Linked DNA regions of Homo sapiens: region 2 is linked to region 1. A link is a loop called in an ENCODE intact Hi-C map of the cell type or tissue named here. Cell type or tissue: mammary epithelial cell. All regions are shown on one strand. Each heading gives the region's core, and the rest is flanking DNA. Links, peaks and the distances in the headings are about the cores only. Region 1 has its middle 7.7 kb from the start of QSER1. Region 2 holds the start of PRRG4 (proline rich and Gla domain 4).

Region 1 (2,907 bases), core at 184-2,683:
CTACAAAAAATACAACAAGTAGCTGGGTGTGGTGGCGTGTGCCTGTATACCAGCTACTTGGGAGGCTGCAGCAGAAGGATTACCTGAGCCTGGGAGGCAGAGGTTACAGTGAGCTGTGATGTTGCCATTGCACTCTAGCCTGGGCAAGAGTGAGACTGTCTCCAAACAAAAAAACAAACAAAAAACCACAATGATGCAAGTGGAGCTTCAAATCAGCAATTTGACTCCAAACCAAATAGGCTTGGTTAAAGGAGTTACTGCCAGATTTCTCCTCTAAAGAGTTACTACATTTTACTTTGTAATCAATAAGTATTTCGTGGATACTTGAATATTGTGTAAATTCCTGAGGCCGGTGCAGTGGCTCACTCCTGTAACCTCAGCACTTTGGGAGGCCGAGGCGGGCGGATCACCTGAGGTCAGGAGTTCGAGACCACCCCGGCCAACATAGTGAAACCCCATGTCTACTAAAAATACAAAAATTAGCCGGGCATAGTGGCGGGCACCTGTAATCCCAGCTACTCAGGAGGCTGAAGCAGGAGAATTGCTTGAACCCGGGAGGCGGAGGTTGCAGTGAGCTAAGATCACGCCATTGCACTCCAGCCTGGGCAGTAAGAGTGAGAATCTGTCTAAAAAAAAAAAAAATTCTCAAGGCATCATTCTTTCACCTCTGCTTTAAGCATATGTATTACTGAAACAAGCATGTTCCGTAATCCCCCTCGAAGGACGTGCGACAGGGGTGTGGCTTGCCTATTTGATTGCCACCACTGCTCAAACCCCTGATGGGAGGGGGAGCACGCAGACAGGCAGGTGCAGGAGCGCAAGTGGGTGTGTGTTACCGTGTGCCCTTTTAGCCTTGCCGTCTGCAGACAGCTTGAGTGTTAGCCAGCTCAATGGACCCTCTGCCTTTCTGCAAGAGCAGAGGGCCAGTGTGACAGCTTTCTGTATCCTGAGCTCTTGTCCAGCGTCCCAGAAGAATGAGGTCACACACAGGCTTGAAGGATGAATGTGGGGTTTTACTGAGTGGCGGAGGTGGCAGTCAGTGGGATGGATGGGGAGCTGGAAGGGAGGATGGAGTGGGAAGATGATCCCCTAAAGTTTGGCCATCCAGCAGCCAAACTCCTCCCTGACTGCCCTCAGTTGAACTCCTCTTGGCGTTCAGACATTCCTCCTCTTCTCTCTTTCCCTGCTGTGCTGTGCCACAGCTCATCTGCTTGTCTCCTTGTCTCCTCGTCTGCTTGTCTGCTCATCTGCTTCTGGAGCCTGGGGTTCCAGGTTTATATGGGTAAGAGATAGGGGGCATGGTGGGCCAAAAGGCAATGTTTTGGGCATGAAAACAGGAATGCCTGTCTCCATTTAGGGCCATGGTCTACAGGCTTGAAGGTGGGGCCTTTGCCAGGGAACCACCCTCTTCTACGCAGAATTTCCCGATCTCCCTGTCTCCTGTTCATATCATTAGTTTCCTATGGCTGCTGCAACAAATGACCTCAAACTAGGTGACAACAGAAATTCATTATCTCACAGTTCTGAAGACTGGAAGTCTGAAATCAAGGAGTTGGCAGGGTCATGCTCCCTCTAGAGGCTCTGCTATACACATACAGAGGACCAACTGTAGTGATTTTTCTAACTTCATCATTCCTTCTACATCATTAGTTATCATTCTTCAAGAAGGATTGTTCCTCATCCCTGTTAAAAAGAAAAGCCTCAGACAAATTAAATTTAATAGAGTTTAATTGAGCAAAAAATAACTTGGATTGGGCAGCCCCTGGATCAGAATAGGTTCAGAGAGGCTCCAGCACAGCTGTTTGGTGGAAGAAGATTTACAGACGGGAAAAGGAAGGTGATATACAGAAAATGGAAGTGAGTATTGATATCATTTGGCTCTGTGTCCCCACACAAATCTCATGTTGCATTGTAATTCCCAGTGTTGGGGGAGGGACCTAGTGGTAGGTGATTGGATCATGGGGGCGGGTTTCCTCCTTGTTATTCTTGTGATAGTGAGTTTTCACGAGATCTGGTTGTTTAAAAGTGTGTAGCACTTCACCCTTTACTCTCTCTGTCTTAAGCTGCCATGTGAAGAATTGCTTGTTTCCCCTTTGCCTTCTCCCACAATTGTAAGTTTCCTAAGGCCTCTGAAGCTTTGCCTCCTTTACAGCCTGCAGAACTGTGAGTCAATTAAACCTCTTTTCTTGATAAATTACCCAGTCTCAGGTAGTTCTTTATAGCAGTGTGAGAACAGACTAATACAAGTATAAAAACAGCTGATTGGTTACGGCTCAGTGTTTGCCTTATTTGAACATGGTTTGAACAGTTGGCCACCCTTGGTTGGCTAAAACTCAGTGATTGGCACAAGAATAGGTACAGTCTGTTTACACATCCAGTTAGGTTATAGTTCACCATGTACGGAGAAATTTTTAGGCTGACCTTAAAATATGTAAGGCGGCAGCTTTAGGCTAAACTTAATTTAACATTCCTTGTTTATTTATATCAATATGTACTCATGGATTTTTATTTTATTTAGCAGATTTGTAAAGGATTAACTCAGCAGGTGTGGGTTGTTCAAACCCTGTACATTGCAAAGAAAAGTTTGGCCCTTGCCTAGTTTCAAGGCTCTTAATAAAGAGTATTTTTGTTTAGTTAAGGCCTTGGGCCACACCAGATCATTCATGCTAACAATGCGATTTATAGTGGGCACTTTGGGCCACATAATATCAGCTTGACCTCTAGAGGGACTGGAGAATTCAGGTCAGCCATAGGAGCAATTACTATGACTATGCAATTGACCCCCAATAAAAACCCTGGACACCAAGGCTTAGGTGGGCTTCTGATTGACAATACTTCACGTGTGTTGTCACATAGTATTAATGTCCGCACAGCTCCACTGAAAGAGGACACTGGAAGCCTGCATCT
Region 2 (2,907 bases), core at 1-2,500, 56 kb after region 1:
GGATATTTTAGTGTTTCTATGATTGCTGGGGGTATGTAATTTCAAATACTGCACTTTCTCACTGAGATCTGTGCTATGCGGCTCTGGGTTCCAGGGACGTTTTAGTGCTTACCTTCTTCTCCCGCATGCTTAGAAGCCTTTGGACCTCTTGCGCAATGAGGAAACCCCAGGGTAACTGTGGGCAGTTGGCTGAGTAGAACCAGAAGCGTAAACATAGTCTGGCAACTGTCAAACAAACTAAAACAAACAAAAAAAAATATTAAAAAAAAAAGGCCCCTAGCTCAGCACTTTGAGTTTCTGTCGAACTGAATCACCAACCTGTTGTACTCAAAGCCTAGGCGCAAGAGCGCCCGGCGCGCGGTTTCGGTCGCCGGAACCCGACGCGCGCCCAGGAAGCAGCCCCTGAGAGCGCCTGGGACAAACGCCGTGCCCAGTGACCCTGCCGAGGGCTGATCGGGCACCTGTCGCCGCGGGCAACCCTCGCTATGTGTTCGAATCCAACCCAGTCCGCCGAGGTGGCCCCTTCCAGGTAACCCCCTCCCCGCCGAGGTCCTGCCGCCAGGCCTCGTACCTGTGTCCCCCCGCACATGTTCCAGCAGCCCCCGGGCCAGAGGCTCTTCTTGGGGCGGTTCCTTCGGCCGCCAGGCCCTCGGTCTCCGGCGCCCTCAAACCTCGGCGACGCTCCGGGCCTCGCTCTCCGCAGGGTCTGGATGGCCCCCGCGCGCAAACCTGGGAAGGGCCTGGGGTTCGCAGAGGGGCGCCCGGGGAACACGCGCGGGGTGAGGTCCTGCCTCGGTCCGGGGAGGCGGCCGACGGAGGACGGGAGGAGGCGGCTACCTGGGGACACCTGGCCGCGCCCCACCTCCCGGGGGCCGGGCCTACCTGCGGCGAGCGGGCGGGCAGTGGGCCGGCGTCTCCCGGGAGCCCGCGCTGCGCTCTCAGCCGCCCCAGCTTCTGCCCCATCCCCGGGCGGGCCAGCCGCCTGCCGCCAGTTCTGGCCCCGCCTTGGCGGCGCGGGTGGCTGCTTTTCGATTTGTGTCTGCACTCGGCGTTCTCAATGATCCTAATTCAGGAAGCATTTCGGTTCTCAGTCTTAAGCAGAGCGCCCTCGGCGCGTCCAGGGCTTTTCGCTTTGGGTCCCACTGGGCCAGGAGTCCTGTGGTTACCTTAGGTCAACTGTTCTCAAAAGGGTGGTCCGGGGACGAGGACAAGATATTCATCAGACAAAATACCCTTTATTCGTGATAAGAAATGGAAATGACCTTACAAGTAATTGATTACATTGGTTCTCCAATGGTGGTCCGCCAGGTCTGGGATGTCTCCAAGATCTTTTCCAGGGGTCTCTGAGGGCAAAACTATTTCCATTATAGTAACAATAAATGATTTGCCATTTTCACTTTCATTCTCTCAAGAGTGTACAGTGGAAATTTCCAGGGGCTATTTGAAGTGTAATAACGTCATCATTCTGTCTCCTAATAGAATACCTGAGTGAGCGTGCTTGTATTTTCTGGTATTTTCCATAGTAGTATGTTTACATTATCAGTATGTACATTTTATAGAGATTTATGTAGATTTATAGAGATTAATAAAATTTGTTCTCAGTACTTGTGAACTTAATTTTTTTTCTTTCCTTTTTTCTTTTTCAGAGTAGGGGGTCTCACTTTGTTGCCCAGGAACTCCTGGGCTCAAGAGATCCTCCTGTCTCATCCTCCAGAGTAGCTGGGACTACAGGTGTCCACCAACTCTCTTGGCTACTGCTTTTGTACTTTGATTAGTTCTATTTGTTCATATCTACTAGGATAGCTATAACCTCATTTTTCTGAAGTAATTATCTTGAAATCTTGATCTTTTCCTTGAGTCTATGCATAAACATAACAAAAAGTAAGCTTTGTTGTCTTGATTTCAAATAATATTTTGAAAATTTCTCAGTTTTAATGTTAGATAATAAATATCATTAGATAAAATTCACATAAGTGAAAGCTCTTTGGGGTCCTTGATAATGTAAAAGAGCGTAAAAAGGTCTTGATTAAAGACTTCAAAAACTGCTGCATCAAGTAATGAAGGCAGCAGGTGGACAGAGTACCTATGCCAGGTGATGGTCACATCCTTCTTTATCCAAAGAACGTGCTTAACAGTTCTTTGAAACACTATTTATGCTTTGGTCGAAGTGGTCTGGCACTTGCTGGGGACCAAGGGAAACATTTTTTCCCCCTTCATTTTTTTTTTTTTTTTCTTGAGACAGAGTCTTGCTCTGTCACCCAGGCTGGAGTACAGTGGCACAATCTTGGCTTACTGTAACCTTCGCCTCCTGGGTTCAAGCGATTCTCCTGCCTCAGCCTTCCGAGTAGCTGGGATTACAGGCATCCACCACCACGCCCGGCTAATTTTTTGTACATTTAGGAGAGAGGGGTTTTCACCATGTTGGCCAGGTTGTTCTCAAACTCCTGACCTCAGGTGATCCACCTACCTCGGCCTCCCAAAGTGCTGGGATTACAGGCATGAGCCACTGTGCCCGGCCTCAAATTTTTGACTAATTCAATTTTTACCAAATTCTGTTTTTCTCCTCCCAAAGGATATTGTCTATTTTATTATTATTATTGATAATCAACTGAATTATTCCTAAGTTTTCTGCAGAAATTTTGTTTTCACTGATTCCTTCTAGGCAGTGCTTTTCCTTTCCCTTCTTCCAATCCCTTCCTCTTCACTTTCCATTTGTCTACCTCGTGGTCTAAACTATTTCTATGATGGATTCTTCTTTCCCTCTTATTCAAGCAATTGGGATCAGACTATGAAGAGGCCAGACATGGTTTATTGTGGTTGAACACAAGAATAGGAAACATTTTCACTAGAACACCCATTTTCCTGTTTATTCATTGAGTCAACCTACAGCACTGAGACCTCCTGGTG

The links. Hi-C counts contacts between places; a loop is a spot of excess contacts. Peaks named below come from ENCODE experiments on the same cell type or tissue, not always from the same donor. Only the 100,000 strongest peaks of a DNase experiment are listed, where the experiment ranks them.
Region 2: it touches region 1 in a loop (2.2-fold over the local background); 9 of 110 quality-filtered maps call a loop at or near these places.

Annotation. Positions count from the first base shown.
Region 1 is chr11:32,883,642-32,886,548 of GRCh38, reverse strand. No RefSeq gene overlaps it. Among named protein-coding and RNA genes, the nearest start is that of QSER1, 7.7 kb to the left of the region's middle. In mammary epithelial cell, for the core only: a CTCF peak has its summit at 1,581 (motif pointing left); no DNase peak of the experiment used is centred there.
Region 2 is chr11:32,827,838-32,830,744 of GRCh38, reverse strand. PRRG4 (proline rich and Gla domain 4) reads right to left here and starts at 818. Exons shown (of 6, transcript NM_024081.6): 1 at 572-818; 2 at 113-237. The coding sequence starts at 215. It also overlaps a transcript of CCDC73 not described here. RefSeq lists enhancers at 122-181, 192-241 and a silencer at 662-1,041. In mammary epithelial cell, for the core only: no CTCF peak of the experiment used is centred there; DNase peaks (open chromatin) are centred at 164 and 944; H3K4me3 peaks cover 1,567 bases; H3K27ac peaks cover 1,480 bases.